Linked DNA regions of Mus musculus: all the other regions are linked to region 6. The links are chromatin loops, found by intact Hi-C in ENCODE. Cell type or tissue: heart. All regions are shown on one strand.

Region 1 (5,000 bases), 170 kb before region 6:
TGCACAGGGCTGGGGACATAGCTCAGTCAGCAGACTGCCTCTCTGGCATGAAGCCCGTGGTTTCATATTCAGTGGAGTATAAATGGGGCATGCTGGTGCATGGCTGTGATCCCAGCACAGTGGAAGGTGATGGCAGGAGGATTAGGAGTTCAAGGTTACCCCTGGCTACGTACGCTCTAGTTGGAGGCCAGTCTGGGATATACACAAGACTCTGTCTCCAAAAAATCAAAATCAAACAAAACAGTAAGTCAGATGGAAGCATATATGGGTGGTACTGGTTTTGTTGTTGGTTTTGTTTTTGCTTTTTTGGTTTGATTTGGTTTGGTTTTTGGTTTTCAAAGACAGGCTCCTCTATGTAGCCCTTGCTGTCCTTGAACTTACTCTGTGGACCAGGTTGGCCTTGAACTCAGAGATCCAAATGCCTCTGCCTCCTAAATGCTGGGATCAAAGGTGTGCACCACACCACCCAGGGACATCAACACTGTTTTTAAGAACTCCTAGGATAGTAGCAAGTGACTGTGTCTTCCTATATCCTCATGTATCCAGTGTACACATCCTGCAGGCCCTCCAGTGGGAACGGGCAGATAGGGGCAGGACTCTGTGGGTTGGGGGTAGATGGTTGGCTGTCCCTGGAGCTACTGCACTTTCCTGGCAGGGGCCAAGTTCCCCATCAAGTGGACCGCCCCGGAGGCCATCCACTTCGGGGTGTTTACCATCAAGGCTGATGTGTGGTCCTTCGGAGTCTTGCTGATGGAGATTGTCACCTATGGGCGCGTTCCCTACCCAGGTAGGCATTGTCCCTGTCCTTCCTACCATCCTCCTGGGACATCCTGATGGTGACTCGCCAGGCTCACTGACTGTGGGTATGTCACACTGGTGAGAGCAGGGTCCTGTCACAGGGACTGAAGCCCAGCCCTGCATTGTGGGCTTCCTCTCCTTCTGCACACTGCTCAGGGCCACAGGAAGAGGGAGAGGGGGAGGAGGAGGAGGGGGAGGGGAGGGAGAGGGGGANGTANATGGATAGGGAGAGGGAGAGGGAGAGGGAGAGGGAGAGGGAGATGGAGATTANGGTGGAATTAGATGGCGTAAGAGACAGGTGTAATGGCTCAAGCTTGTGATTCCAGCCCTTGGGAGGCTGAGACAGACAGATCTCAAGTTCAAGGCCAGTCTGGCCTATACAAGAAGACCTGTGTGAAAAGCCAAAGTAGTACTACGATCCTGGCACCTATGTGACCTTCCAGGGTTACACTAGCCATAGTGTATCAGAGCCCACTCTTTCCCTTCTAGTGCCGGTCAGGGCCTAGTCTAGTGCCCTCAGGGCCAGTGACTGCACTCCTGGAGCACCACCAGCCCTGAAGCTCCCTGTCTGCCCTCCTGTAGGAATGAGCAACCCTGAGGTCATCCGTAGCCTGGAGCACGGCTACCGAATGCCATGCCCGGAGACATGTCCACCGGAGTTGTACAATGATATCATCACTGAGTGCTGGCGGGGCCGGCCAGAGGAGCGGCCTACCTTTGAGTTCCTGCAGTCGGTGTTGGAGGACTTCTACACAGCCACGGAGGGCCAATATGAGCTGCAGCCCTAGCAACCAATGGTCTCTTCAGGGCTCCCAGCCTGAGCCTCCTTCTGGACTCTGACTTTGGGTTAATATGTTCACACTTAGCTCTTCTTCCAGGTAGGTTGCAGAATCAGGGAAGAATGGTGTGCCTGCTTCTCAAGTGAGGGAGCCAGGAGACAAAGATGGCTTCATGGTGAGGCATGAGCTCTCAAGGCACAACCTCGGTCCACCTTTCACTGGCTGTGTGCCTTTGGCCAAGTTACTTTGCTGCTCTGTGTCGTCTCTTCCTTGAATGTAAAATGAGCAAGGATTGTGTTAGAACTTACCTCCAGTTGTGTTCAGACCCCGATAGTCCCGAAATCAGTCTGACCAGTTAGCGATGGACAGGATGTCAGGCTGTCATAACCCAGAGTGCAATCAGAGCTCCCATTTCTCTCACCTTTTCAGTCTCATCAGCAAGTGCCTCCCTGTCTGCTGCTTCAGAACTATGGGTCAATCCTCCAGGTCCCCTGGCTGTGTGCCCCCTACCCATCCCTGCATGCACACTTTGGGACTTTTCTATAATAAAGTCATGAGAATTGTACCTTTCCCCTGGTCTTTACCAGTGACATGAACAGATGTGGCACACGAGATGTGTGTAGGAGGTGGGGAGCACCTTGCCCCAACCCTACCCCATTCCTCAGCAAAGGACACTGGGTGTGACTGACACTGTCTTTCCTGGCCAGCAGGTGGCGATCTCACCCCACAAACCTGTATCTGGGACTCCATGGACGCAAGCACCTTGAGTTCCAAGTTTCCCTAGAACATGGACAGAAAGCCATGAGATGGGGCGGTGATCTCCCCAAGTGTGGAGGCTCTCTCGCCTGTTTTTCTGTCTCCCATTCATCCTGTTTTGTTTATATAGGTGGGGTGGGGGGATAAGTTTATAGAAAAATAAGTAGAAAGGGTCCAGTCTCCATAAACCCTCAACCCTTTTAGATGTCAGCACCTTGCAATAGTGAGCCCACTTGCTCCTCCAGAGGGGCTGGGATCAACACACTTCACACTTGGGTTCACACCCTACCTATACTCCGTGTTCCACCAAAGCACAAGATGATGGATCCATCAAGCCCAAATTATACAGAATAGTCCTCCTGGCCTCAGAATCCCCCAGTGTCTCCCCTCATGCCAAGGTTACAGGCACCCACGCTCATGATGGCATTTTACATGAGCACTGAGGATTCAGATACAAGTCCTCATGTGCGCCGGGCAAGCATTCCCCCTAAGCCCTATCCACAACCCGTGGCTTTGTATTTCAATGTTCCCAGCTGGCACTGATGACTGCCCAAGGATCCGGATTTTGGCAGCTGAGCTGAGTGAGCTACTGAGGGATATTATTTCTCAGGAAAACTGGCTCTGTGTGACTTCCCCATGGCTCTCCCCAGGTCTGCTGTAGAGGTGACATCAAAGGCTGACTTACTCCTCTCAGGGAGGAGGGCCTTTCTCCTTCCAGGTGATGCTGGAACCCACAAGGGGTCGCAATTTGCCCGCACTGACTGAAGGAAGTTCCCTATGTTCACAAATTTATTCAGGACAAAGATCCTTCCATATCCCAATCCGAAGGTCACGTAGGAGAGTGGGTGAGGGATATGTAAAGAAAAAGAGGGAAGCAGAGAAAATAGGAATGATAGGGGAAGTGGCTGTGGAGTGTCCGTGTTCTCCCAACACAGTGGTGGCCGTGTGAGCCACTGGCAAGGGGACTACGTATGAAACATCTGATTATATGATGATTGCCCCTTGCCCAGAGCTTGTGAAGGATACAGACTGAGCCTGGGGACCCTAGGACCATTCTTACCTGAGACAGGCATTTGTTTTCCTAGAACCTGGGTACATCACCTACAAAATGGGTGAGAGTGGGTTTCTGGGATCAGGTAAACCCTGAGTTCAGGACAAAGCACTTCCTCCCACAGGCTATGTGGTACAACAATTCACACCTCTGGGCCTCAGTTTCCCCATTTGGGAAATGGGCCCACAGCAGGTGTGTCTTGTTCTGAGCCTTCATCTCAAAGTGATAAAGAGACAGAGAGACAGTGCAGGAGGCAGCCCAGGAAACAGGAGAGACACACAGACCTCCCACCTGGTCATTGGCATAACCCACAACCAACTTGAGTCAGAGTTGAACATCATTAAAGAAAGGTTGACACTCCCCCCCCCCACACACACTGTTTAGAATATTCAAACTATGCAAATGGGACCTTTATAAACAGTCATTGTTGAGTATGGAGTGCCAGTTTATGCAACCATGGGAAGCACTCATGCTACAGATGAAGACTCTGAGGCCCAGAAAGGCGAAGTGAACTTACCATGCAGCTGGTAAGAGGCATCCATCTTTGGAGAAAGACTCTGATGATGTCAGGGTTGGGAAGCTCACCGTGTGCTGGGGTGGGAGAGGAGGAGGTAGGCCTCCTCTGGTCTCACACAGTCCTTGCTGATTTGTCGGTCTTCCACGGCTGCCTTGTAAAGGATATCGGGAGGAATCACAGTCCCGCTCCAAAATGCTTTCTGGAAACCTCTTGTCTATTCCAGCATGAGCTTGGACCTCTCCCAAGTGGGAAACGGAGGTCAAAGGAGGTGTTTTCCTGGGGACCTGGGGTGGGTGGCGTGGGGGACACTCCTTGGCCTCAGCTTCTTGATGACAGATGGTGGCATGCTCTGGGGTCTTCAGAAAGCCGGAATGTGATGAGATAGACATGAATGAACTCTCCATTCAGACCGGCTGCTCACTGAGAAGTCCTGGTCCCTAGGCAGCCACTAGGTGCTTCTCTGAGGAGCAAGAGCACAGGATGGTGTCTTTAAAGCAGCCACGCCTACAAAAAGAGCTGCATTTGACAGCACGGCACTACCCAGTTTGTAGGGCCTTCCCGTGCTGAGTCTGGCCTTGGATGTCTTTACTTATCTAGACAGCAGACAGGAAGAGACACCCAGACTATAGTAGTTCACTACTGTACCCCTAGGAAACGGGATGGGGACCTTTACCCCCAACACCAGCCGGGTGCCCAGCACTGTAGAAAGAAGCCCTGGGGGGCAGAGGACAACATTCATATGAGAAATGGGCAACAGGGGCATCAAGCAAACCACAGGCCAGCAAGTGGACTGAGGGATCATAAAAAAATGACAGGAAGGAACCAAGAAAGGGAGAGGCAGGCCCTGCTGCTGGATGGGGTCCCAGCTGTCCCTGTCTTGAAGAAGTCACTATCCCGTGATTCATAGAGTCACATCTCTGCCTGATATCCCTTGAGAGTATCCAGGACACTCTGCCCAGTTAAACTTGAGGGTGCGTAAGCCATATAGCTGTCATGGACAGCAGAGACTTTATTACCTCCTGAGGTCACACTTAACCCTGAGAAGAAACATCCAGGAATAAGACAGGGCCTCTCACAAGGGGACCATCTCTCTTCATTC
Region 2 (5,000 bases), 150 kb before region 6:
ACTGGTCCCTCTAGCTGGACAGTGGTGGCGCATCCCTTTAATCCCGGCACGCAGGAGGCAGAGGCAGGCAGATCTCTGAGTTTGAGGCCAGCCTGGACTACAGAGCAAGTTTCAGGACAGCCAGAGCTACGCAGAGAAACCCTGATTTTCACAGACAAACAAACCAGGCTTGGTGTAGATCTCCAGTCCCAGCTACTCAGAAGCCTGGGGCAGAAGAACTGACAGCTCAAGGCTTTCTTGTTTTATTCAGATTGTTCAAAGCCAACTGGACAACTTGGTCAATGAAACAAGAACAGCAAGAAAACTGGGGAGGTAGCTCAGGGGTAGAGCCCTTGCCTAGCCAGAGGCAAGTTCAGGCCCTGATCTGGGCACAGCCTTCTATGACCTCTGCTCTACTCTGACTACTATAAGATGAACGGATTTTAGATTCCACGTGAGAGTGAGTGACAGGATGTGGATTCTGTTTCTCTGCCTGGCTAATTTCACTAAACATAAAGCCCTCGATTTCTCATCGTGTTGCAGCTAATGTCAGGCTTCCATGTTTCTATGACTGCAGAGCCTTCCTGTGTATTTGAGTTCCACTCCTTTATCCATTCACCTGGCAGTGGGCCTCATCATGCCAGCACCACTATGAATAGTGTCAAGGCCAGTATACTTTAAAAAAAATAAATGTCACTAGTTTCTATAGGACCGTCTTTGTAGGTATCAGGGACCATTTATCATAAATGGAGGTCTTTATGACTTTTTTCTACTCTTTCTTGAGTAAAACTATTTCTCCTCAAGAAACAAGCAACTGGGGAAGGGAAATCTTTTATTAAATATTTTGCTCTATTTCAGTCATAAGTGTGTATGTATAATGGCATAATGTGTATAATGTCATAATGCTATATGATAATATAGCATTCACTGTGAGCACATGACCTTGAGACTACAGTTATGGGGTTTGGAGACACCACACTGTTCACAGGGAAGAAGGCTGCTGTTCCAGGTGACGCCACCCCTGAGACTGTAGGTTCAGTCTAAGTCATCTCTTCTGAGCTTGACATCTGAGAGAAGTGTGCTGGATGGGTGGAGGTGTGAGGATGGACCAGTGGCTATGTGTGTGTGGGGGGGCTCTAACTCTTGTCCTTTCTCCACCCTGCCACTCCAATCCCTCTCCTGTCTCTGTAGCCTCCTGGCCACCACCTCCACCTCCCTCCTCACAGCTTTCTCCTCTGGCAGGGTGGCTATCTGCGACCCATCAGCTGAACAAGGCATTTGTCAACTCTAATGGATGGAGAGCCCAACCCTGACATCCTTCATGCATCCCCAGGGGCTTTGATCTTCTTGTCTACACACATAAATGAGAGGACTACTGAGGCATTCAGGATGAGGCACCAGGAATGTCTTTGCAGAGGTGCTTTGGCCTGCAGAAGATAAGAGTAATGAGCTGCCATCCCAGGCCATTAGGGCCAGAGCTCCAGGGGACTCTTCATGGAAAAGTTAGTCAGGAGGCTGGCTTCAAGGGATCTCCCTGTCATTACTCCTTGTTGGTGTTTATATCTGTGGGATGTAGATGAAGAGGCTCGTCCCTCTGGTACCGCCTTCCCTCCTCAAAGATTACACTCAACTGTGGTTGACACTTGCCAAGGTCTCCCTGCCCAACATGGGGTCACGTATGGTTACTGTCAGGGGTTTTGGAGTTGGGGGCTTGTCGGGGGCAGGTATTTCTAGGGCCTGTGGAGTCATAGCTGGCTTAGGAAAGTTTTCCATACTATTGCAAACCTGTCTGGTCTCTTCCATCTTACTGCATCTTTTGAAGGACCAAAAAAGAAAAACAGGATTACTGTCCTCACTGAAGTCCAAACATGAGATTGGCAGGAGTGAGTGTTTGTGGATAGGGATACTTTGAGTGGACACTCAAATGATCAAATGGCATCAGTGCGGCAGACAAAGGTCCCATGATTGGTCGGGAGAGCAAGCAAAGCAGCGGTTCTGATCTCGCAGCACTGACCTGTCTGTTCAGCTCCCTCCATTGGCTGACAGGCTCACACCATGTGTGTCACTGGGACAGGTGTGTGGTGACAGGACACATCCCAATGGTCTGCTTTCTTCCTCCATGAGCTCAGCTTCCAGCAGGATTTCTCTTTCGTACAACAGCTTTCTATGAAACTGGAAGTGGTCCTGCAAAGCCATTCTCTCCCCCTCCCCCTCCCCATCCCTCTCCCCCTCCCCCTCGCCCTCCTCCTCTCCCTCTCCCTCCCCCTCCTACCTCTCCCTCCCCTTCCTACCTTCCTCCTCCGTCCCCCCTTACATTTCCATACTTTCAGTATCACTAGGATATCCTTACCTGTCCCCTCCTGAATGTGTCTGCTAATGGGTGTCTCACTTCCATCTTTGACTTGTTGGCTGCTTTGAGTTCTTTCTGTGTTGGGCTCATACCTGTTTGCCCAAAATACTGATAGGATGCTGGGCTTTCCTCCTGGCCCTTGGCTAAGCAGAACAAGCACAACTCGTGTCCATGGTTCTTATGTGGTCCATGAAAGGTCTTGCTCTATTCCTGTCAAATGGTGAGAGGATTTTTTTTTTTCTATTCCACTCACTTTACCCAGGCCAACACTAACTCTCAGAGAGCTTTCCTATGGATTAGAAAGATGCACTTCCCACACTACTGCCACCTGGTGGACATATGCTGTAATGATCCTGTGAAGGCCAGTGCCCAAATGCCTTGCTTTGCTTTAAGTGTCAAGAGGCCCATTAAGGAACCTTGTCACAAGTGCCTACTGAAGCCTAGCTTTTCCTACTTTTTCGCTGTCTAAAACACTTCAGTCCCCACTGGGATCACCCTCCCCTGTCCTCATAGCTCACTCTCTGGATCAAACCTGCTAAGGGGCCCCATCCTATACCGTTATGTTTGTAATATCCTTTCTTTCATTCAACAGCTTCTGAGTGGGGACTTGCATAGACCCCATTGTCCCTAGAAGTCACATACAGAGTCAACATTGGTTATCACAGCCCCTACCTAATCTGGAAGTCCTCTTTGTGGCTACCAGTTCTGTGGGGCCAGCTACTACCATAGAGCGCAGATTGGCATGTGTCAGCTGCCAGGTCATGGTCCTTGACAGCATTAAACATCCTTCCTGGGGCTGTGATACTCTCACCTGTAGTTTGGGAAGGAGAGCCTGTCCTGTCTTTATTCCCAGGGACACAAGGTCACATACACACAATGGGTAAATGTAAGAACTGTCCCTGTCTGGAGTCACTTTCTGTCCCTGATCATTGTCTAGAAGAGGGATCTAAGTTTTAGCCACCATCTATCCCTGCTGTACCCAGAGTTTGCTCAGCCTGGCTGGTTGGCAGGGTCTTCCTTAGCTGCAGAAAGAGTTAGGAGAACTAGGAAGGCCCTTCAGATGCCAGGAATTCTTTACAACATGTCTATTTCAGTTGCTACATTGCTGCCTTAAATTACTGAGATGCCGGGGCAGCCAGCCTGCCTCTGACCACTCATGTGCCTCCCATCCTAGCCCTGACCCTATCCTCCTCAGTGCCCTTCGTGGGCATCACAGCCCGAGACAGTCTGAGCCTGGACTCTATCCAGAACAGAGCCAGGATAGGGCCCAGCTCTCCTCAGAGCATTTGAGCCAATTAAAATGACAAATGACTGAAGCTTATCTTGCCTCCTCTGCCTTCTCCCCCTCCACTCTGCATTTAGACCTTCCCTTCCAGGGAAATGGGCTGGGAACACCTTCCCTCCTCCAGGCCTGCGAACCTTCCAAAGTTGGTGATGACGTGACGCATGGCTGTTCCTCTACCTCCCCACCAGACCACTAGTGTTCTGGGAGCCTTGCTCTACAATGGAGAACAAGGAAGAGGCAGAGGAGATGGGGAGAAAAATAAGACCACTGGCTCAAAATCTTTTAGACTGTGTGTGTGTGTGTGTATGTGTGTGTGTGTGTGTGTGTGTGTGTGTGTGTGAGAGAGAGAGAGAGAGAGAGAGAGAGAGAGAGAGAGAGAGAGACCATTAGTTTGGGGTCAGAGGTTGATGTCTTCCTCAGTCATCTTCCATCTTACTTTTTGAAACAGGATATGTCGCTAAATCCACAGCTTACCGGATCACTGATTTGGTAGAGTGGACCAGGGATATGCCTGTCTGCCTCATTGCACCTGGCTTTAAAAAAAATAGGTTGTGGATTCAAACTCAGGTCTTCATACCTGCATGATGAGCACTTTACAGCCTAAGCCATCTCCATAGCCCAAAAAAACTGGGTTTTTTTGTTTGTTTGTTTTGTTTTGTTTTGTTTTTACGGTAGAAATCCTTGGAGCTTATTTTAAGCTCTGGCCTTGGGCTTTAGAGTTCTAACAAAAGGTGGTATAATCACAGCAAGGATGACCATCCCCCATGCCTGCCCAGGAAAGAGGCAGGAGACAGTCACATGCAAGCCCATCTCTCAGGTAGGCCATCTCCAGTGGGAATTCGTCCATCAGGGAGACCCTTCTGCAGGAAGAGGCCCATCTCAGGGGAGGACTGTCTAGAGCGGAGGCCAGCAGGTAGAAATAAGAGATGTGGATGGTCTGTGACTCGTGTTCGTCAATCTCGTGCCTGGTACCCCCACCTCAAGGCATCTGTCCTAACTTCCCTAGGAAGCAGAACTTCCACCTCTGCATTTAGCCGATTTAAAGGTCTCCACTATCATCAACAAGACGTTCATTTAAGATCTAAATGGAAGTCTAAACACAGCCCTTTGCTTTTATCATGCCCCCAATGGACTCCTGCCGATCCTTCAAAACCCAGTCCGATTACTCCCCCGTTTATGTGCCCTGCCCTCTGTGAGGCTATAATTACTTCATTGAGTTCATTGGTATTTTCATAACTGTCTGCTACATGCCAGGCACACCGTTGGCCCCGTGAATGGCTGAATAACTAGGAGGAAGGAAATTCTTCCCTCTTCTAGGCATGTGCTTAAGTTGAAAGAAGCAAACAGAAATTTCCTTAAAACTAAGCCAGGTGGGTCCTCAACAGT
Region 3 (5,000 bases), 260 kb before region 6:
CAAGTGAGGTGGCCACTTCCAGGGCTTTTATGCTCTTCTGAGGTTTCCCTTCCTCCAGGATCTCCCTGTAGGCTGGGCTATGTAGTCATTTGCTTTGTGCCTAGGAACAGGGTATTTAATAATGTAGCCTTCTATTGGATCAGCTCACACCAGATAGGGCCTGGGGCCTGGGGCCTGGGGCCTGCCTGTACTGCCCAAGTGGCTCAGCTGCATATCATTTCCCTCAGAGTAGCAGCAGCTCAGCCTTCCCCCAAGCCAGTCCAATCACAGGCAGCAGGGTTCTGATGTGGACAGTGAACAGGAGGGGAATCCTCTGTATTCACTAAGAAGCAGGAAAGGCAGGGGAATCAATTCCCATTCTCCCGGCATCCAGATGGGCTGTGACATTCAGGGTCTGGAATGTGGAAGCTGTAGGTTGGGCTGGTGACAAAGCTCCCAGAGCACACTGGGGCAGTTGGCCCAACCTAATGAAGCCACAGCTGGCCCTCTGAACAAAGGGCTGTGTCACTTCTGAGAGGTCACATCCACATTCCTCAGTTTGGTCAGCACCTTGGAGCATCTCTGTTCCTCTACTTCCCTGTGTGGACAATTCTAGAGAGGGGGCCTGGGGGAGGTGTTAAACCCCACCCTAAAAGTGAGCAACACTTTCCAATAAACGGGCAGAGGAAACACTGCCTACCTGTGCTCCCTTTTGTCCTGACCGGCCTGTAGTCATCCTCCACTGGCATGGACTCCTTTGGCCTCGGAATGCAGATTCAATACCAGAGGCTCTCCATGGAGTTTCCAGGCCTTCAGCATCTGCTGGGACTGCTGAGGCTTCCAGCTTCTCAGACTGAGCAGCTACTGGAGTTAAACATGCAGATTACTATCCCTGGACTACCTGGGTCTATCGTGTAAGCTGGTGTAACGAGTGCCCTTGTACAATAGATATGCATTCTATTGGTGCTTTCTAGAGAACTCTAGTATAACAGCCAAATGGTTACCATGTTCAGCTGGCTTGAAGAAGTGGACATGCGTCTTGGCTTTGGTATAAAAAAGTCTGTGACCTCTATGTGGTAGTAATTTTTCTTTTATCCTCTCTCTCTCTCTTCTTCCTCCTCTTCCTCCTCTTCCTCCTCCTCCTTCCTCTTCCTCTTCTTTTTCCTCCTCCTCCCCTTCCTCCTTCTTTTCTTCCACCTCCTCCTCTTCTTCTTCTTTCTCTTCCTCTTCCCTCTTCCCTCCTCTTCCCTCTCCTCCTTCTTCTCCCTTTTTTTTTAAAGGGAGGATCTATATAGCACTAGTGCACTGGCTTCTCTGAAACTCACTAAATAGACCTGACTGTCTCAAACTCACTAAGATCCACCTGCCTCTGCCTCTCTGCCTCTCTGCCTCTCTGCCTCTCTGCCTCTCTCTCTGCCTCTCTGCCTCTGCCTCCTGGGTTCTGGGATTAAAGTGTGGGACAACGTGCCCAACCTAGGTGGTGGACGTCTAAGTGATGCCTGTGCTCCCTCACCTTGTGGCCACAGGTTGCATGCTATGTGCTTTTTGAGAAAGCCTCGTCACACCTGCTTAATCTCAGTGGAGCTGCTGACAGGTGTTCCACACAATGGAATTTGTGACCCACCTTGAACTCTCACATGGCCTTCCTAGGGTTATGAAGACACAACTCTTTCAAGACCCTGCCTCTTATGGTACCCTTGGTCCTCTGTAGAAGAGAAGATCCCAAGAGCTGCTCTGGAAGTGCACAGCCAGAATCCATGTCTCCAGGACATCTCCACAGCTCTCCTGTACTGATTTCACATCTAAGAGTGAGTGGCTGAAACATTCTGAAGCATATGTCTCTCCAAGACACAGAGATAGTACCACTTATTAGAGTCACCATGGAAAAGCCATTATATGTTGGAACGGGTCACCTCTGCTTTGGATTTAGTCAAATGCAGGCATGATGGGTATATGAGGTGTGCTCACATGGCCTATGGAATGGGACTCCATTGTAACCACCTCCAAGTGACCCTTCTTGGAAAAAAGTGCTGGAGAATATTTTCCTTTCTTCCGTATCTTCATCTAATTGTTCAAATCATCCATCCACCAATCCATGCACCCATGTATACATCCATCCATTCATACATCTGTCCACCCATGCATGCATCCATTCATATATTCATCCACCCATGCACGCATCCATTCATATATCTATCCATGCATCCATCCATACATCTATACATACATATATCCATCTATGCATCCATGCATCCATGCATCCATCCATGTATCCATCCATCTAATTATGGTCCTGATCTTGTGTATGCTGTAACCATAGGTAACAAGGCAGTAAATGTCTCTATTTGGATATCTCCTTTTGAAATATTTTTATTTCACTTTTTCTAACAGTAATATAGAAACAAATAATCATAAAAATAAAACTGTAAATTGTCAATTGATTATGTAATAGCACTTGGTATTGCTACAGGGGTAGGTCTTAGATGAGGCCAGGTTATGGCCAGGCCTGTCCAGGCCCTCTAAGCCTCTGTGATTGCTACTGAGGCCATGGAGGCATTGGACATGACCTTGTGGCAGCACAGTGGATAGTTCATGTCTCACCTGGGGGGGGGGATAGAGATGGTTAAGGAGGGAACACCAAACAGGACAGTGAACATACAGTAAGGCAGGACGCTGGCTGAGGAAGGCAGCTAATGTTGCCACAGACCTACAGACATCTCTGCGGGGATTCTACCACCAGAGTGAACAGTTAATGGTTTGAGCTCACCACGGAAGGCAGAGAGCTAACAGACACTAGACTACAGGTAAGATGACAGAATGACTTTCCCTTCCACCTTTTCAGTCTACTCCCCAGCCCCCCATCCTTATCCCAGAATACAATTCTCTTGGGATGAACAACTTAAGTTGAAACATCTAATCTATTCAAACCCTGCCTAGGACAAAGTTTTCCCAGAGAACAAAAGCAGGAGGAAGATGCTGGGTGCTTTCCTATCTGAGCACAGACTGCTCAGTCACATAGTTAGTTGCTGACCATATCCAAGTCGATCACTCTGCTTTGCTTTAAGCTAAGAGCGTCAGTTACTGTAATAACTGGTGACTGTTATGTTTATGAGGTGTGGTCTCATAAAGCCCAGGCTGACTTGGAGAACTTACTAGGTATCATAGGCTAGTCTTGAACTCCTGATCTTCCTCCCTCCACCTCCTGAGTGCTGGGATTAAAGACGTGCACTACCATGCCTGGATAATGATTTAATTTCTTACGCTCAGTTTGGCATTGTTTTTAGAATACAGGATGGTCCTTCTTTCATGTGCTCTCTGTGATGTGGCGAGTGTCACCCAAGGGTCGGGGGTGACCAGAGGCAGGAGGTGATGGGAAATAAAGGCCTCTTGGGACTTGGCAGTGTTTTGTGTAGTCTTGAAGGAAGGGACTGGGGTCAAGGCCTCTGGACTTCAGGGCTCTTAAAAAAATCTTGGCTACCTTGTTCTATCTTTAAAAAAAGAAACAAAAACAGTTTGGCTCTTTGAAATCACAAGGAAGAGGCCATTCAGTATTATCTTTCCATTCCAGTCTGCGTGTGTTGTGTCGTGTGTGGACACAGCTCATGGGGATTATCGGTAGGAAGAAATGTTATATACAGAGAACAGTCAGTATAGACCGCAGAGCCCTGACAAGTGGTAAGTGCTAAGGGTCCGCCATCTGGGAGTTATGCTCCCCTCTCCCCAACCCCAGTACTAGTCATTGCCAGAGAAGAATGAATAGGGACCGAGAGGGAGGGAGGGAGGGAGAAGCTGGCAACTTGTGGGTTTGGCAGAGCATCAGTACCATCTTTTGGAGTTCAAGTTCATTGGCAGAAGATCTAGGCTGGATTCACAGTAATTTCACACCTTAATATTCTATAGCTGTGGAGCAGCCAGGTAACTGGAGGGAAGTCATTGTCTTTCCAGGCTTCACTCTGCCCTTCTGTGCTCATGAGCAGACCTCACTAGACACACCCAGAGTCGAGCAGACCTCACTAGACACACCCAGAGTATGAGGAACTTGTGTTAAGAGGATTGTGGCCAGGTGTGCCGTACCAGGTCTTCCCTGAACTGAAGAGCTTAACATTTTACTGAGCTCAAGCTTGCTGCTAGGGAAAAACTCTCAAAACTAAAGCCCAAACTCTGTGTGGCCTACTCAACTGGTTTTCCATTTGGACAGGATTCAGACAGGTATTAACAAGTTAGCAACGCATTAGTTAACAGTCATGGTCAATTGAAATCCATTGCTTAGATCAGGCACAGTCTTGGGAGAGGCTCAGGATGGAATTTTGGGATCCCTGGGGTCTTTGGTACGGAGGATAAGGTGACAATATCAGGTTCCACCAGGGGACCTCTGTCATGCTCCCTATTATAGAATTCACTTGTGGGAAATCTATCTCCTATCTTGCCTAGTTTAGCCATCAGTGACCAGTAGCCTGCTAGGTGTTCTCCTGGGGTTGCGGGTGGCAGAGAGGTAACTGAAGTGGTTGTAATGGGAGACAGCAGGATACCTGGGTTGCTCTACCAAAGCTATACAAGGTACATATGTCATATATCATATGCCATGGATCAAGCTAGAAACAGCATGGCCTTGTGGCATCAAGGCTGAAGTTCAAAGTACCTGGGCAGAGCTCCTTCTCTGGGATGCTGGTAGCCATTGAAGAGGAGCCTGCATTCCCACTTGTCATCTTGTTATTCCTTTAAGTTTTCCTGTCCTACCACATCCCTGCACAGGTTGCTGAGCCTCCTACATAGGGGCAATTAGAGCTAGCACTAAGAGGGTGGTAACAATACGTGAGAGATGGGTATACTTGGCACAATCTAATCTTCTCAGCTTCCCTAGAGTAGAGCTTTCTATAAGAACAAGCTTTGGCAGGGGTATGGGAGGGGTGTCCCCTTTGGGATTCAACATCATAGCACCAGTGATTCTAGGTCACAGGAAAGTGGGCCATAGAGGGGAAGGCCACAGGGATCCTGCTGAGAGCCCTGCCTTACATAATGTC
Region 4 (5,000 bases), 65 kb before region 6:
AAAAAGGGTTATGACTGTGAAAGAGAGCAAGGAGGGGAATATGGGAGGATTTTGAAGGAGGAAAGGGAAGGAGGAAATGATGTAATTATATTATAATCTCAAAAAGTAAAGGAAACCATTTTTTAAAGTTGGCGACAGCTCAAACATATGTCAACAGATGGATAGAGACATAAAATGTGGTCTGCACACATGGGCTAGCACCATTTGGCCTTCAAGAGGATGGAAATGCTAGTGTGCGCTGCAATGTGGATGAAGTATGAGGATGCAGTGCTAAGTGGGATGAGTCAGTTACAGGTGTCTGTGGTTATCAAACTCATACAAGAAGAAGGCAGAGGGGCTGGGGATGTGTTGTGCGAGTGCTTACCATAGAACCACAGGCTGGACTACAGAATGGTGGGGTTTAGATCCCCTCAAAACAAAAAAAAAGCTCTGTGTTTCTTGTATGAGGCTGAGTTTGATCCCCAGGGCTGTCAGTTTGATATGGTGACATGTGCCTATAATCACAGCTGGTGGCTGAATCAAGAGTTCCAGCTCAGCCGGGCGTGGTGGCGCATGCCTTTAATCCCAGCACTCGGGAGGCAGAGGCAGGCGGATTTCTGAGTTCGAGGCCAGCCTGATCTACAGAGTGAGTTCCAGGACAGCCAGGGCTACACAGAGAAACCCTGTCTCGAAAAACCAGAAAAAAAGACCAAAAAAAAAAAAAAAAAAAAAGAGTTCCAGCTCATGTTAAAGCCAGCCTGGGCTAAAAGAGACCTGGTCTCAGGACAAAAAAAAAAGAAAGGAGGGAGGGAGGAAGGAGCAGGGCCAAAAAGGTGCATGCCTGTAATTCTAGCACTTGAAATGAGAGGCAGGAGGATTGGATGTTCAAATCCAGCCTGAGCTCCGTAGTAAAATCCTGTCTCAAATTAAAACTGGGGGACTAGAGAGATGGCTCAGCCGTTGAGAACATTTGATGCTCTCTCGGAGGAACAGAGCACCCATGTTGGTGGTTCACAACCACCTGTAACTCCAGCCTCAAACAAAGATACATACACGGACACATAACAAAAGCCAAAAATAAATCTATTTTTAAAACGGTAAAATGGGGGCGGGGGTGGAGTTTAAGAGTAGGGCTCTTGCTTGCTTGGTATGTTCCTGGCTTGGGTTCAACTCCAGTAATGAAAGAGACAGAGACAGAGACACAGAGAGAAACAGTGAGACAGAGATAGCAGGCAGAGACAAAGAGACAGAGGAAGGAAGGAAAAGAGACACACAGACAGAGAGGGAGGAAGGGAAGGAAGGAGGGAGGGAGAGAGAATGTGTCTGGAGGGGGATATGGTTGTATAGAAATGTCCTTAATGCCACTGACCCCTGCGGATTAAAGCAACTGAAGTAGTAACATTTGTATTGTGTTTATTTTATAATAACCACAGTAGAACTCACGTGACCAAAGCACTGGGCTGGTGACAGTTAGCCGGCTGGACAGAGAAGGCCTGTGCCTCATCATGTTCAGCTCACTCTTCAGGAATTTTAATGACCTGACGCTTCAGGGAGTTTTACATGGACATCTTCCTATTGAGTAGTTTCTGCAAGTCATATGGTAAGGGCAACACATAGAGACGGAGGGCCATGGTGGGCACCTTATTCATCACTCTGCAAATACTCAACAAACTTCTTGGAAGGGAGGGAGATGCGGTCCTGTCTCTTTCACATCTCCCCCTTTTCCTCCAGGCCTTCCTTCATCTCTCTCTTCCGGCGCCTATTTTCTCCTGGTAGACACCCCTGGCTTTTCAATTCTAGGTTCTTGTTCTGCATTTGGAGATCAGTAATAACTTGTCTGGATTCTCTCCACTATTCAGGGACTGTTTCAAGGACCCCGGGAAACTAAGAACTGGGAAATGCATTAAAGTATGCCGGCAATATGTTTATTCTTCTTGTTATTATTAAGAGGTTCCTCTGGGAGTCACCAACTCCACAGGGGCCATCTACCCTGAGTAAAACCAGAGGGATCTGTTTGCCTGGTTCCCACGGCTCACTCTGTGAACCTTTCTCTGTGCCTAACCCTGCGTTCCTGGGGCACTTGGGGGGCAGTGGAGATCCACATCCCTAGGAGTATTCAACAGAGCTGACAGTCACCTGGAAGAAGATTCCTGCTCAGGGAAGGAATAATTCCAATTCTCTTCCTATGCTAAGAGGCCACTGGTTATCACATGTTTAGGACTCAACTGATGGGGAAACCAAAGTGGATTCCATAGTTCCCTTGCTCCATGACTTGGCCACCTCTCTGAGTTTGGGGTACCTCACTCAAGGTCTTAACCTACACGCTGGAGGATCTGCTGCCCCTGGTGCTAACCAACAATGCTCTAAAACATCCACTGCTTTTCACTGTGCCATAGGCTAGGCCATAGGAGGAGACCCTCCTCCCCTCTGGCCTGTAGGACCACTTTTCTAAGGGCAAGCCTTGGGTACAGCAGCAGGTTGGGGGAGGAGCATTCTCCCAGTAAATGATGATGCCCTAGGAGTGTTCCGCCTGTGTGCAGTCCTTCTGAGTGACCTTGGGCAGACTCGGCAGAACCTCCTGGATGTGGATTTGCTTTAAAGAGAGAGAGAGAGAGAGAGAGAGAGAGAGAGAGAGAGAGAGAGAGAGAGAGACCAGCCAGTGCTTATGCCCCGACAGGGCTTTCTTCCACTTCCACACGTACCAAGGAGAAAAAGCCAGCCACCAGCCACGGGACTCGCTGAATTAATGAATCACTTTTCTTATCTATTTTTTGCTGTTATCTAATTCTGAGAGGGAAGCCGGGAGCAGAGGGAGTTGGGAGACGTAGCTCACAACGTCTCCCTCCCACCCGGCTCAAACAGGCTGGAATCTCTGGGCCTAGAGGCTGATCTGTCCCTGAAAGCTGGCCTCCAACAAGCTTGGAAGAGCTTCCACCTAGGGTGAGTCACCTCCAAATGGCCCTCCTGTCAGGAGGCCAGGAGAAACAGCCAGGGGATGGAAGCCACAGGAGCACTGTGCATGGTGGAGAGGAACCTGGGAAAGAGGGAACAGAAAGGCTTCCAGGGCGCCCACCCAGGCTTTGTGGGATAGGTGCTGGGGGCTCTTCAGCCTCTGCCTAGAGGAAAGAGAACAGATTATTTCTAGGACAACCTGCTGAGGTTCTCTCTCTCTCTCTCTCTCTCTCTCTCTCTCTCTCTCTTCTTCCACCTCTTCTGTTATTCTTTCTTACAGTTGGCTGGCATTTTAGTTTCTCTATTTCCTGGTTCATTGCCTGATTCCTGTAGTTGGAAACTAATGGCAATGGTTGGTCGCCACCCCACCCAAAAAAACCAGGGGAGTGGATGCAGGCTGACCACAGAAGCCAAGCAGATTGAAGCAGGTGCCACTGGGCCTTTGCTCCCTCCAGCAAACCCAGATCGGTTCGCTGGGGTCCCCTATGGTCACCCGTGTCCTCTGGAGGACTCAGGCAAGTCCTTTCCAGCCAGGCCACAGTTCACTCTGGAAGCGTTGGGCCAGGAAGTGTGCAGCCGATCCCCACCGGGCTGTATTGGTTAGTTGTGAATGGTTCTTTCGGGATTTGCGCCTCCTTTCTTTGCTCAAGCAGGGCAAGGGTCAGCCAGCTGCTGTGTGGGTTTGATTTTCATTGATTCCAGGGTCGTGTCTAGCTGGGTAGAGATGGGTCCTGTAGGTGTATGGAAGCAAGCATAAAGCATGCTTTCCGTTCACTCTATGTGAGGAGAAGCCTGGGGCTGTGTGGACTTTTGCAGCTGAGTCAAACCTACCTCTCTTTCCTTCTCAAGACAGAGGTGGTGGGTGCCAAACTTTGAATCCTATTATCCTAGGAAAGAGCTGAATAAGGGGAGTCAAGACAGCAGTGGTCTCTTTGAGAACAGGACTTGGAATAAGGAAGCCGGAGGCCTTGGAAGAACTGCAAACAACTCAGGTCCTTCCAGGCTGGCAGCGTTGCTGTCCAGACCTCCTCTACTTGCTCAAAGGCTGACAACAGACATCTGGGCATTTTTGATACTGGTACATCTTCTGGCACTGGGTAGGCTTTGGTGTCCAAGTGTCTAGATTCCCTTGTACCGGTGCAGGACACATTGCCTCTGCAAAGTAGAGATTATATTCCCCTGCAGTCAGTCCCTCTACCCCGGAAGCTAGCATGGACTTCCAGCAGTAAACTCAAAAGCTACCTGGAAATTTACCCTTCCCCTCTACCCTGTACTGTCAGCACACCACTTATTTCCTCCTATTCTCATTCCCCAGTACTCTCAAAAAAATTTTTTTTAATTAAAAAAAAATAAAGCGAAAAAGGCATAAAAAAATACATATACCGATTAAAGGAAAACCTTACTGTAAGGCTTGTATAACTTATGGTCACTTGTGTCCATTGTCCACATTGTTGGTATTGCTGTTTAGTAGTTGCAAATGGTTAGTTTCTGCTATCTTTATTTTGATAAATCAGTCTAGGGCAGATGGTATTTGAAAGCTCCCCTTTGTGAGCTTGTGTTTTACGGGCTCATTGCCACGGGTTTCGCTCTTCTAGGAACATGTTCTGAACATGTTTTTTGTAGTTTTGTATCGCATTTAGTGGGATCTTAAAAACAGTGTTCTGTGATTGGCACGAAAGAAATCCTCAAGAGCTGGTCCCGTTGTGTCTCTCGGGGCCAATCAAATACCCATTTCCAACGGCTTTCTAATGCCTGGTTCTGTTTGCACAGGAAGGGAAGTCACGGTTTGCACCCGTGAAGTCTGGGGAGGTTCAGAGCTGGGAACTGCCCAGAGGAAGGGGTTCGGGGCTACAGCCATCAATCTCCAGTTGTTTAAACATAACGCTAAGTGGAGACTCGAGGCAATTATCCGAATAATGGGGGAGGGGCACTTTCACCTGCATTATCCGGATCGAAAGTGCGGTGTGGTGACAAATCCGGGGCTTTTTAGGCCCTGGTGGTTCTCAGCGGTCTTGGGAATTTGAACGGCTTTTCTGTCGGTTCTGCAAAGGAAATTAAGGGAGATTTCT
Region 5 (5,000 bases), 260 kb before region 6:
AAAGAGAAGGGAGGCTATTTGAGAATAGGAATGGAAGGAGAAGGAAGCAGAGGAGGAGAGCAAGAGAGAGAAATGGGAAATAAGAGTGGTCAAAACTCATGATGTAATTGAACGATACTGCCACTGTATGGATAGATTCAAGGACAGAATAATTGCCTTCGGTTGTGTACTTACTGGTGACCTCGCTAAGCCCAATAAGTAGTTCTAATCAAATATGCACTAAGTGACCTTGAATAAACTAAAAGCCAATCCAAAAGTCATGAATCTGAGAAATGGACTGGTAGGGATAGAAGGGGTAATGAGATGTGTGTGTGTTTCCTATATATATGTCTTAGTCAGGGTTTCTATTCCTGCACAAACATCATGACCAAGAAGCAAGTTGGGGAGGAAAGGGTTTATTCGGCTTACATTTCCATACTGCTGTTGATCACCAAAGGATGCAGGACTGGAACTCAAGCAGGTCAGAAAGCAGGAGCTGATGCAGAGGCCATGGAGGGATGTTCTTTACTGGCTTGCTTCACCTGGCTTGCTCAGCCTGCTCTCTTATAAAACCCAAGACTACCAGCCCAGAGATGGTCCCACCCACAAGGGGCCTTTCCCCCTTGATCACTAATTGAGAAAATGCCTTACAGTTGGATCTCATGGAGGCATTTCCTCAACTGAAGCTCCTTTCTCTGTGATAACTCCAGCGGTGTCAAGTTGACACAAAACTAGCCAGTACAATTGACCCCTTGACACACAAAAACATCACTAGTAAGCCTCAACCCTTACATTCTTATTCATCCCCAAGATCTAAACAACTTTAAAAGTCCCACAGCCTTTACATATTCTTAAAATTTCAATCTCTTTAAAATATCCATCTTTTTAAAAATCCAAAGTCTTTTTACAATTAAAAGTCTCTTAACTGTGGGCTCCACTAAAACAGTTTCTTCTTTCAAGAGGGAAAATATAAGGGCACAGTCACAATCAAAAGCAAAAGTCAATCTCCAACCGTCCAATGTCTGGGATCCAACTCACGATCTTCTGGGCTCCTCTAAGGGCTTGGGTCACTTCTCCAGCCATGCCCTTTGTAGCACACGCGTCATCCTCTAGGCTCCAGATGCCTGTACCCCACTGCTGCTGCTGCTCTTGGTGGTCATCTCATGGTACTGGCATCTCCAAAACACTGCATGACCCCTTCAGTCCTGGGCCATCAATTGCAACTGAGGCTGCACTTTCACCAATGGCCTTCCATGGCCTCTCACAGTGCCAAGCCTCAGCTGCTCTGCTCAACTCCTTCATGCCTTCAAAACCAACCAGTACCACCTGGGTGACCCTTACACATTACCAAGTCTAGCCACAGCACAATGTACAACGTTGGCTATATCTGGAACACAGCCACTGTGCTCTCAGAAAACACTTCCCAGAAGATGTCACCTCAATGATGCTGGTCTCTTCTTAATCACCGCTAATTTCTTAGCTCCGGCTAACCAGCATCAATAGTCCCAGTAATGCAAAGTTTTTGCTTTAGTAGTTCTGGTATCTTGTTAATCACAGCTGATTCTTCAGCCCCAGCTAACCAGAACTACAGAATCTTCACAATCAAAACAACAATGGCCCTCAAAAGAGTCTTTAATTTTCCCTCTGAAATTTCACAACCCAGGCCTCCATCTTCTGCACTGTCCTCAACATTATCTTCCAAGCTCCTACAAAACATCTGACAGAGCTCTTAACAACGAATGGATCTTCAAGCCCAAAGTTCCAAAGTCCTTCCACAGACCTCCCCAAAACATGGTCAGGTTGTCACAGAAATACCCCACTCTGCTGGTACCAATTTGTCTTAGTCAGGGTTTCTATTCCTGCACAAACATCATGACCAAGAAGCAAGTTGGGGAGGAAAGGGTTTATTCGGCTTACATTTCCATACTGCTGTTGATCACCAAAGGATGCAGGACTGGAACTCAAGCAGGTCAGAAAGCAGGAGCTGATGCAGAGGCCATGGAGGGATGTTCTTTACTGGCTTGCTTCACCTGGCTTGCTCAGCCTGCTCTCTTATAAAACCCAAGACTACCAGCCCAGAGATGGTCCCACCCACAAGGGGCCTTTCCCCCTTGATCACTAATTGAGAAAATGCCTTACAGTTGGATCTCATGGAGGCATTTCCTCAACTGAAGCTCCTTTCTCTGTGATAACTCCAGCGGTGTCAAGTTGACACAAAACTAGCCAGTACAATATATATGTGTATGTGTGCATGCATGCATTTTTACTTTACTTTTAAAAGTATTTCATGTCTTACTGGGAGCATACCATGGCACATGTATGGAGGTTAGAGGATAACTTATGGGGGCGGGGTTCTCTCCTCCCGACATGTGGGTCCTGGGGATTGGACTTAGGTCATTAGGCTCTGCCAACGGTGCATTTACCCTCTGAGCCATCTGTCCAGCCCAGATAGGTGTTTTTGAAGTTTTGGAAAGGTGCATAAAAGACTAAGGCTACAGTTTACCTAGGGAAGTGTGGGAACTGGGCAGATGGAACTCCAAGCGTGTGTAACTTCTGTCACAGTGTCCTTTAATTAATGCTCTGTTTCCATATGAATCTTTCTCAGAAATTCCACACTGCTTATGGAAAAGCAGAAATAAAAAGGATGGACACTGTGTATCTGTTTGGTGTTAGGTACCTGGCTCAGGACCTCAAAGAGACTTGTAGAGTAAGAACCTTTCGGCTAGACCAAAAGGTTTCAGAGAGAGAGAGAGAGGAAGGAGAGAGAGAATATGAATTTATAGAGTTTTAATTCTGACAGATTAGAGATTTCATGCTTGGTCCATGGAGAAGAACATCAAAATGTGCATTATTCTAACAAATAGCAAATTCTGACAATCAAAGATGCCAAGGAAACTCAGTTAAGTGCACACACAAATGTATTCTATAGTTTTCCAGCAGAGGGCACCTTAGGCTCTACTAACTGCGGTGGGTGGCAGGCCAGCAGTCTGAAAGCCATTTGTTGGCAGACTTGTTTTCTTAGACCTTCTCTGCTGTGGTTTGAGTAAGGAACATATGGAGGTGGGAAGCCAGAGGGTAGAGCTTAGGAAAGAAGCCAGGAGACTCCAGCTCATCACTAGCTCTGCCACTGGCTGACTGTTAATGAGCCAATAGTGTTGGGTTTCAATTCAGAGGAGAGAGTTACGCTCCAGCCACCGCTTTATAGCCCACTGGTGCTGACAGCACACATTGCTACAATAGCTACGTCCCAGCAATTCCGCGGAATCAGTATAGAGCCATGGCTTTACATGCTGTACCTCCAAGCCCCAGGGAAATTCACTGCCTTCTAGAAATACCAGTGACTGTCATCTTTTAAACAGAAGCTTCTTTTGCTTAAAAAAATAAATCAACGTGTGCCTCCTGGATGCCCTGGCACACTGCTATGGTGATAGCTTTAGCTTCTTGTTCCTGAGATGGGCAGCTGTGGAGGTCAGGGTGGTTGTGATCAGGGGAGGAGTATTAAAGGTGATACTGTGAGTCCCATTGGGCCCCCTGAAGATTAGGGCTGGGGAGATGACCTTCTGGGGGCTAGGTTAGAAGGATGAGCAGGGGCCGAGGGTGTCTCTGGCAGAAGCTGAGGTGTGGCTTCACAGGGACAACAGGTGATGGACAAGCCTCTCTAACTGGTGGAGCCCATAGACCTGGGGGTGTTCTGCTAGGCAGCTGGCTCTACGATGCACTACTGTTTGAGCCTCCAGCTCAGAAGCTACTATCTTAGGCCCTGTTCTTAGAATTGGCCAAAACAATTATTTACAGGAGGGAGGGGAGATGGGAGAGCAGGCAGGAAAGCCTAGTCCATGGTCTGAGATTCAGAGCCAACACTGTAAGAAGGTGCACACCTTAAATCGAAGCTTTCAGAAGGAATGAGAGAGTTCCAGGATTACACAGAGAAATCCTGTCATGGGGGAGGGGCAGGGAAGCTCCCTCGATCCCTTGGATTTTCTTGTTCCTACTCTTCCACCACCTCACTCTTCCATATTCTCTGTCCCTTCCAATCTTTTCCTTTCTCTCTCTCTCTTTTTTTCCTATCTTGTGTTTTCTGGGGTTTCTTGCAGGGGCCGCTCTGTTGAGCTTAGCTCTGAGCAGAAGAGCAGGGACTCAGCTTTTACTGGGAGGGTGACTGACATGCAGACGCCTCCTGCTGTGGTCAAATAGAATGTGGTTGGGCCATCTCCCAGAAGAAAGGCCGCCTTGGCTCCTGTCCCATCTAGCACCACCAAGGAGCACAGCAGGCACAATCCACTACCAGGGCTACAGACAAAAGCTGGCCGCCTACTTGCTTGATTTTGTGGGTTTCAGCCAAAAGGTTTGTGGTCCTCCCGAAGTATGTATCATATAATGAATTGCTGTACCCAATGTCACGCACATTTAAATTTCATGGAAGAAGTTAATGACACCGGCAGAAGTTGTGATCTTTTCTTCTCACACCAACCACATTGTCCTGCTGCCTGCCGTTTGGCACACGTCCTTTGACTAAAGAGTCCTCATGGCAAAAAAAGAGTCCCTGTGGGTGATGGAAGACTCTGGGTCTGCTCCCGGGCTGAGGGTCCCTCCTTAACAACTTGGTTGCTAATGGTCATGGGCTTGGTTACCTATGTACTTCCCTCAGAGGTCATGCTGGTCCTTACTTAGGACTTTGTCTTAGTCAGGGTTTCTATTCCTGTACAAACATCATGACCAAGAAACAAGTTGGGGAGGAAAGGGTTTATTCAGCTTACACTTCCATGCTGCTGTTCATCACCAAGGAAGTCAGGGCTGGAACTCAAGCAGGTCAGGAAGCAGGAGCTGATGCAGAGGCCATGGAGGGATGTTCTTTACTGGCTTGCCTCCCCTGGCTTGCTCAGCCTGCTCTCTTATAGAACCAAGACTGCCAGCCCCGAGATGGTCCTACCCACAAGGGGCCTTTCCCCCTTGATCACTAATTGAGAAAATGCCTTACAGCTGGATCTCCTGGAGGCATTTCCTCAACTGAAGCTCCTTTT
Region 6 (5,000 bases):
GAAAGATGGAAGGACTCACCCACAGCAGGTTAGGGCCTGTGTGACCCTCAAAGTGCAAATTGGCAATGCGGCATCAGCTACTTGGGATTGTTTCTCAAAGGTCAAGAGACAAACCCTACTCTTCACGGTGCCCAGAAGGGTGCTGCTGGCATGACCTGGTTTTCTTCTCTTCCTCTCTCCTTTTCTCCTCCTCCTGTCCTTCTTCCGGTCCACATTTGCTTCCTGTGATTTGCCGAGCCTTATGGGTGAGTTCCACAGGATGAATAGACAGGTAGGGGTAGGTTGAGTCCCTACCTTTAATTGTATTAGCTTCAAGAAGTCAGGGCCCCATTTTCCTTCCAGGCATGTGGGTGGCTGTAACTTGCCATAGTTTCTAGGAATATCCATCCTGTGGCAATGTATTCCCATTTGAAAGAAACATGTTTAAAGTAGGGCATAGGGTGTTAAGGAGGAGTTAGGTGCCTGTCTCTGAGATTAGGAAAGAATTTCCCATTTCCTACAAACAGCAACTTTGAGAATTCCTACATATATACTGTTAACTTTTGCTTCCAATGTTCATAGCCTGCAGCTTCAAAGGAGTTAGGATATCTATGACTCTAAGTCTGGCCTCATCTATGCCTAGAGAAAGCATCAGATTTCTAAGTCTTCTCTTTCGTGTGTGTCCTCAACTTCTCCCTAGTTCCTCTGTCCCTTGCCTTCCCTGCCCCCTGCCCCTCTGCCCCAACCTCAGGATAATCCATCATCGGTATCCCACTGGGTGTTTACAGAGCACTCCACAGCCATTGTTGGACATTTTCTCTCTTGTTTGCAAAATGCTTTGCAGCTATTATTACAAGACTATCCTCTCAGAGTCTATCTCATCTCAGAGGGAGATGCTGACCCACTCTCTAGGGTCAATTCCCACTGCCCCGCCCCCCAGTGGGAGGACCAAACCTGTACTGGGGAGGGGTGGGAGTGTTAGGCAGGCTGTCACAGGCTGGAGCCACGGCTGAGCCCTCAACTTGCCCTCTGGGAAGGTACACCCTGCACTTTATGGGGTAAAGAGTAAGAAGTACTGACTTGTGGATCGTAGCTGGGGCACCCATTCTCCCCCAGAGTAAGTACTAAGTAGCAGAGATGGGCTGCATTCTTCCAGTTCCTCAGCTCAGAGGGAAGGGGGATTTATTTCTGTGTCCTACATAAGAGCATAAAAAGCTCCCCCAACCCAGGTGGTGCTTGCTTGGGAATCATATTTCTTCTCTTTCAAAATGAGAATTTTAAAAAGAAGTTATGATGTCATAGAGCAGCGCTTTCCTGAAAAGAGAAGCCCCCACAATTAGTCCCAGCAAAGCTGCTTTCTGGCCGCCTCTGTTGCCACCATGCTGCAGGGCACCTTGCATGTTCTGTTTCTCATTTTGCAAGTCAGAGTCAGCATCTTGCACCTCCATTACATCGCCTTTGTATTAATCACTTGAGGTTTCCCTATAGGGGCTGGAGAGACATCACAGTGAGTAAGAGCACTTTGTTGCTCTTGCAGAGTAACAGGGTTCGGTTCCCAGAATCCACACGGTAGCTCCCAACCATCAGTAACTCTAGTTCCAGGGGGTTTGATGCCTTTTCATCTTTGCAGGTACTAGGCACACACATGGTACATATACATTCATGTAGGCAAAGTGCTTATACACACAAAACAAGTCTTTTTTAAAAAATAAAATACCCATGTAACATTTCACCGAAGTGGTTGGGTAGTAAGATTTTGTGGTGGACTCCATACACAGGCATGCCTGGCTAGACGTCTTGAGGAAACATGGTCTTTGCTTCCTGCCCTGCCCCCTCCTTTGGCTGCTGAGTGGCACTAACAGGTCTATCTGGGTGGGACTTCCACAATTCCTATCCTAGGCCAACGGTATCTGCCACGAAGTCCACAGCCAGTTGACAGTTCTGAAAATGGAATGAGTCATCTTGTCGCTCACTATTGATTCTCAGGGCCAGTCTGTTAACCCCGACCACTAGCATTCTGAGACCTAGGCACCCTCTTAGCTCCTGTGGCATCTGTCAGCTTGTTTAAATCACAGATGTTTGCTAAATGTGTCTGGGTGATGAATGCATATTCATCAATGTCCAATGACTTCACCTGGGTAGGAAAACCACTGTTAGAAGGCACTGCCTGGTCTTTGAGGTGCACTCGCAGGGGGTTCCTCAAGTCAGCCTTTGTGTTGAGTTCTCAGAGCAGGGATGGATGAGTAGGCACCAGAGAGGACACATCTATGGACTCCGCTAATTTCCTTTGATATGCATGTACAGGAATGGGCAAAGTGTGAGGGAGCGCGGGAAAGCGGGATCTCCCTTCTCACAAACAGCAGTGGATCACAAGGGGTTTTTACCCTAGAGTTGAAATGAACCAGAGGGGGAAAGAAACTGGCATGAGCATCTTTAAAGGGAGAGTATGGAGTTGAACCTATTAGAGAAACATTGTGGTCTTGGTTACATTTAGAGACTGTAGTGCCATCTAGTGTTCATGGCGAACAAAAGCCTACTGCTAACTCCCTCTCAGCCCTGCTGGCTTCTGGCTCTGGGAACTCCTGACCTTTCTACTGTTCTCAGGAGAGGGCTTGAGAGGAAAGAGCCAGGCTGACAGGCTGCAGATGACAAGCTGCTGGTGCTGGTGCTGGTGGTGGCCCAGTAGAGAGCAGGCCATGGGCAAGAGTCACCTCTAGAGGCAGGTGACCTTGATGAAAGGCCTTCAGTGTGACACAGGTGTAAAAATAGCCTCTGTGCTGACTTAACTCCCTGGCTTGAGCAAACGGCCCCTCACACCTGTATATTGTTTGCTTGGCATAGACACACTGCTACCTGTTTGCAGGTGTAAATGACTGTTTATGTACCCAGAGTTATGAGGAGGGTGCCCTATCCGTTTCCAGCCAACGTTCTCTTAGTACGGATTACTGAACAGCAGAGCTGGCAAACCCCAGACCTGGGGCTAAAGGAGGGAAGGACCTTTAAGGGGTCCACTTTTAAGGGGTACCACTGGCTTTCCCGGAGAACTCAGCATTGCCTTTGGTATCAGGAAAGGGGTAATATGGAGACCAAGGTGGCTATGCTTAGGGACAAAAAAAAAAAAAAAAAAGTAGATGGCATGAGTCAGAGAGAATTCTGGAAGCTTTTAACTAGGCTTAATATAGGTCAAAGGGAATGAGAAAACCAACCCTACCTCTCTCACTTGGACAATGAGAAGGGACATGTGGGCTCCGCCAGTTGTAGAATTCTGCAGACATGGAAGATAAAGGGGAAGGTTTAGTGAATGGAAGGATGGCAGAGGGTGACAGCCTTCTTCTGGTGGAGGGCTGACACTTACATTTGATTGACTCTAAGGCACTAAGGATTTTGGTCTGTGTCTTTATTATATGCTCCATATACCAAGAAAAGGGCAAACAATAATATCAGATCATGCATATGGTTACAATGGGATCCTAGTTTCATTTCTGTTGCTGTGATAAAATACCCTGACAAAAAGAAACAGAAGAGAGAAAGGGGTTTACTTTACATTACAATTCCAAGTTACAGTCCCATCACTGTAGGGAGTTCCAGGAGCAGGAGCTTGAGGTAACAGTTCCCATCACATCCACCGTCAAGAGCAGAGAGAAAAGAATGTGTGCATCCATGCTTGCTTGCTTGCTTGCATTCCTTTTCTCTACTCTTGCACAGTTCAGGACTCCTTGCATAGGGAATGGTGCTGCCTACACTGGGCTGGGTCTTTCCACATCAATTAGCTTAAGACAATCTTCCATATGCATGCTCACAGCCAATCCCATGTAGACTCATTGAGACTCTCATTGAGACTCTCTTCTGAGGTAATTCAGTTCGCAATAGTTCTGTGTCAAGTTGACAGTTAAAGCTAACTGTCACATGTGGGAAAACTAAGAACGACTCATTTAAGAATGTAAACAAAACTCTAGTCTCCCTGACCTAGACAATCTCCTTCTAGAATAGAATTCAGAGTAATAAGCAGAAACTCATAGATTTACATACAAAGAGACCCATATTTACAAAACAAATGCCAGAAACTAGGCAGGGATTAAGCAGCTATTGAAGAGCAGAAGCGAAAGGTGAGGAAACATTTCAATGATGGACAATTACAGTGTGATGGGAGGAGTTTATAATACACTTCCAATGTGGTAACACATTAGGGCAGTAAGCAAACATAGCAAAGCAAGATAGGCTTGACCATATCAGCTTGACCTCAACTAGGCAAAAACATGTGTCAACACTGGAAGTCTTACAAAGGACAGAATAAAACGACACACCCACAACTCTGCTAGTGACCTGTACTTTCTTTATATGTTTCAGTATTAATTCTCCTACAGTGTAAATACCTCTACATTCCATCACACACACTCCAAAGGAACAATAATCAGCATGAGTTACTTTTGCAATTACTAGGACCACGAGAGCTAGGGAAAAAAATTGCTTAACAGATAACAGAGTTATTCTAGCTTATGATTTCATAGGGATTTGGTTCCCTGTGGCAAAGGAATCATGGAGGAGTGGGTAGGGCTGTCAGTATACTGTGGAGGTTTTAGAGTACCACAGACCAGAAAGCAGGGAGAGCACATGAGGAGCAAGGGTCCCAGTGTAACCTTGAGCTTCTGCCAGCCGGGCTCCACCTCCTAGCTGGGTTCCACAGCCTCCCAAAATAGAGCCACCAGCTGGGGACCAGGTGTCCAAAACAGAAGGCTGTGAGGACAGTTCATGATCAAATCATCACATGGCCATACTTTTGAAAAGGAAAATGAAGAAAAGAGTCTGAGTAGGTTAGGTGGATACTATAAAGATGTCTAGAGGCAAGACATGAACTCAAAAGGGTCCCCTAGAACCTGAGCAGCTGATGACTCTTATCTTAAACAGCCCTGGATGGCAGAGAGTGGAACCCACTGGCCATTCGGGCCTAAGTGAGGAAGAATCAGTCTCCCGGGAGACATCCTGCCCTGCTTTCTAGGTGAAAGGTCTCTGAGCAAAACAAA

Evidence for each region. Hi-C counts contacts between places; a loop is a spot of excess contacts. Peaks named below come from ENCODE experiments on the same cell type or tissue, not always from the same donor. Only the 100,000 strongest peaks of a DNase experiment are listed, where the experiment ranks them.
Region 1: it touches region 6 in a loop (8-fold over the local background); 39 of 42 quality-filtered maps call a loop at or near these places.
Region 2: a loop joins it to region 6, with 4 times the contacts of the local background. A loop is called at or near these places in 6 of 42 quality-filtered maps.
Region 3: it touches region 6 in a loop (2.1-fold over the local background); 15 of 42 quality-filtered maps call a loop at or near these places.
Region 4: it touches region 6 in a loop (5-fold over the local background); 2 of 42 quality-filtered maps call a loop at or near these places.
Region 5: a loop joins it to region 6, with 2.0 times the contacts of the local background. A loop is called at or near these places in 16 of 42 quality-filtered maps.

Annotation. Positions count from the first base shown.
Region 1 is chr14:63,369,978-63,374,977 of GRCm38, reverse strand. Blk (B lymphoid kinase) reads left to right here. Exons shown (of 13, transcript NM_007549.2): 12 at 656-787; 13 at 1,381-2,141. The coding sequence ends at 1,586. It overlaps Gm36165 (a long non-coding RNA gene), which reads right to left. Exons shown (of 4, transcript XR_874703.1): 2 at 3,902-4,361; 3 at 2,310-2,357; 4 at 1,782-1,846. It overlaps Gm46458 (predicted gene, 46458), which reads left to right and starts at 3,825. Exons shown (of 2, transcript NR_168493.1): 1 at 3,825-3,911. In heart, CTCF peaks have their summits at 2,268 (motif pointing right) and 3,068 (motif pointing right); DNase peaks (open chromatin) are centred at 27 and 2,287; H3K4me3 peaks cover 2,020 bases; H3K27ac peaks cover 2,764 bases.
Region 2 is chr14:63,355,839-63,360,838 of GRCm38, reverse strand. It overlaps Gm36165 (a long non-coding RNA gene), which reads right to left and starts at 2,167. Exons shown (of 4, transcript XR_874703.1): 1 at 1,994-2,167. Gm46458 (predicted gene, 46458) reads left to right here. Exons shown (of 2, transcript NR_168493.1): 2 at 1-836. It also overlaps Gm4151. In heart, a CTCF peak has its summit at 2,663 (motif pointing left); a DNase peak (open chromatin) is centred at 3,528; H3K27ac peaks cover 4,534 bases.
Region 3 is chr14:63,462,832-63,467,831 of GRCm38, reverse strand. Fam167a (family with sequence similarity 167, member A) reads right to left here. Exons shown (of 4, transcript NM_177628.4): 4 at 2,330-5,000. Among named protein-coding and RNA genes, the nearest start is that of Gm17232, 28 kb to the left of the region's middle. In heart, no CTCF peak of the experiment used is centred here; no DNase peak of the experiment used is centred here; H3K27me3 peaks cover 413 bases.
Region 4 is chr14:63,269,503-63,274,502 of GRCm38, reverse strand. It overlaps a transcript of Gata4 not described here. Among named protein-coding and RNA genes, the nearest start is that of Gata4, 27 kb to the right of the region's middle. In heart, no CTCF peak of the experiment used is centred here; DNase peaks (open chromatin) are centred at 2,942, 3,472, 4,002, 4,682 and 2 weaker places; H3K4me3 peaks cover 2,779 bases; H3K27ac peaks cover 4,216 bases.
Region 5 is chr14:63,469,201-63,474,200 of GRCm38, reverse strand. No RefSeq gene overlaps it. Among named protein-coding and RNA genes, the nearest start is that of Gm17232, 22 kb to the left of the region's middle. In heart, a CTCF peak has its summit at 2,909 (motif pointing right); no DNase peak of the experiment used is centred here; H3K27me3 peaks cover 491 bases.
Region 6 is chr14:63,204,793-63,209,792 of GRCm38, reverse strand. The region is part of intron 2 of Gata4 (GATA binding protein 4); the gene reads left to right. Among named protein-coding and RNA genes, the nearest start is that of Neil2, 14 kb to the right of the region's middle. In heart, a CTCF peak has its summit at 2,498 (motif pointing left); DNase peaks (open chromatin) are centred at 922, 2,602 and 4,652; H3K4me3 peaks cover 307 bases; H3K27ac peaks cover 1,250 bases.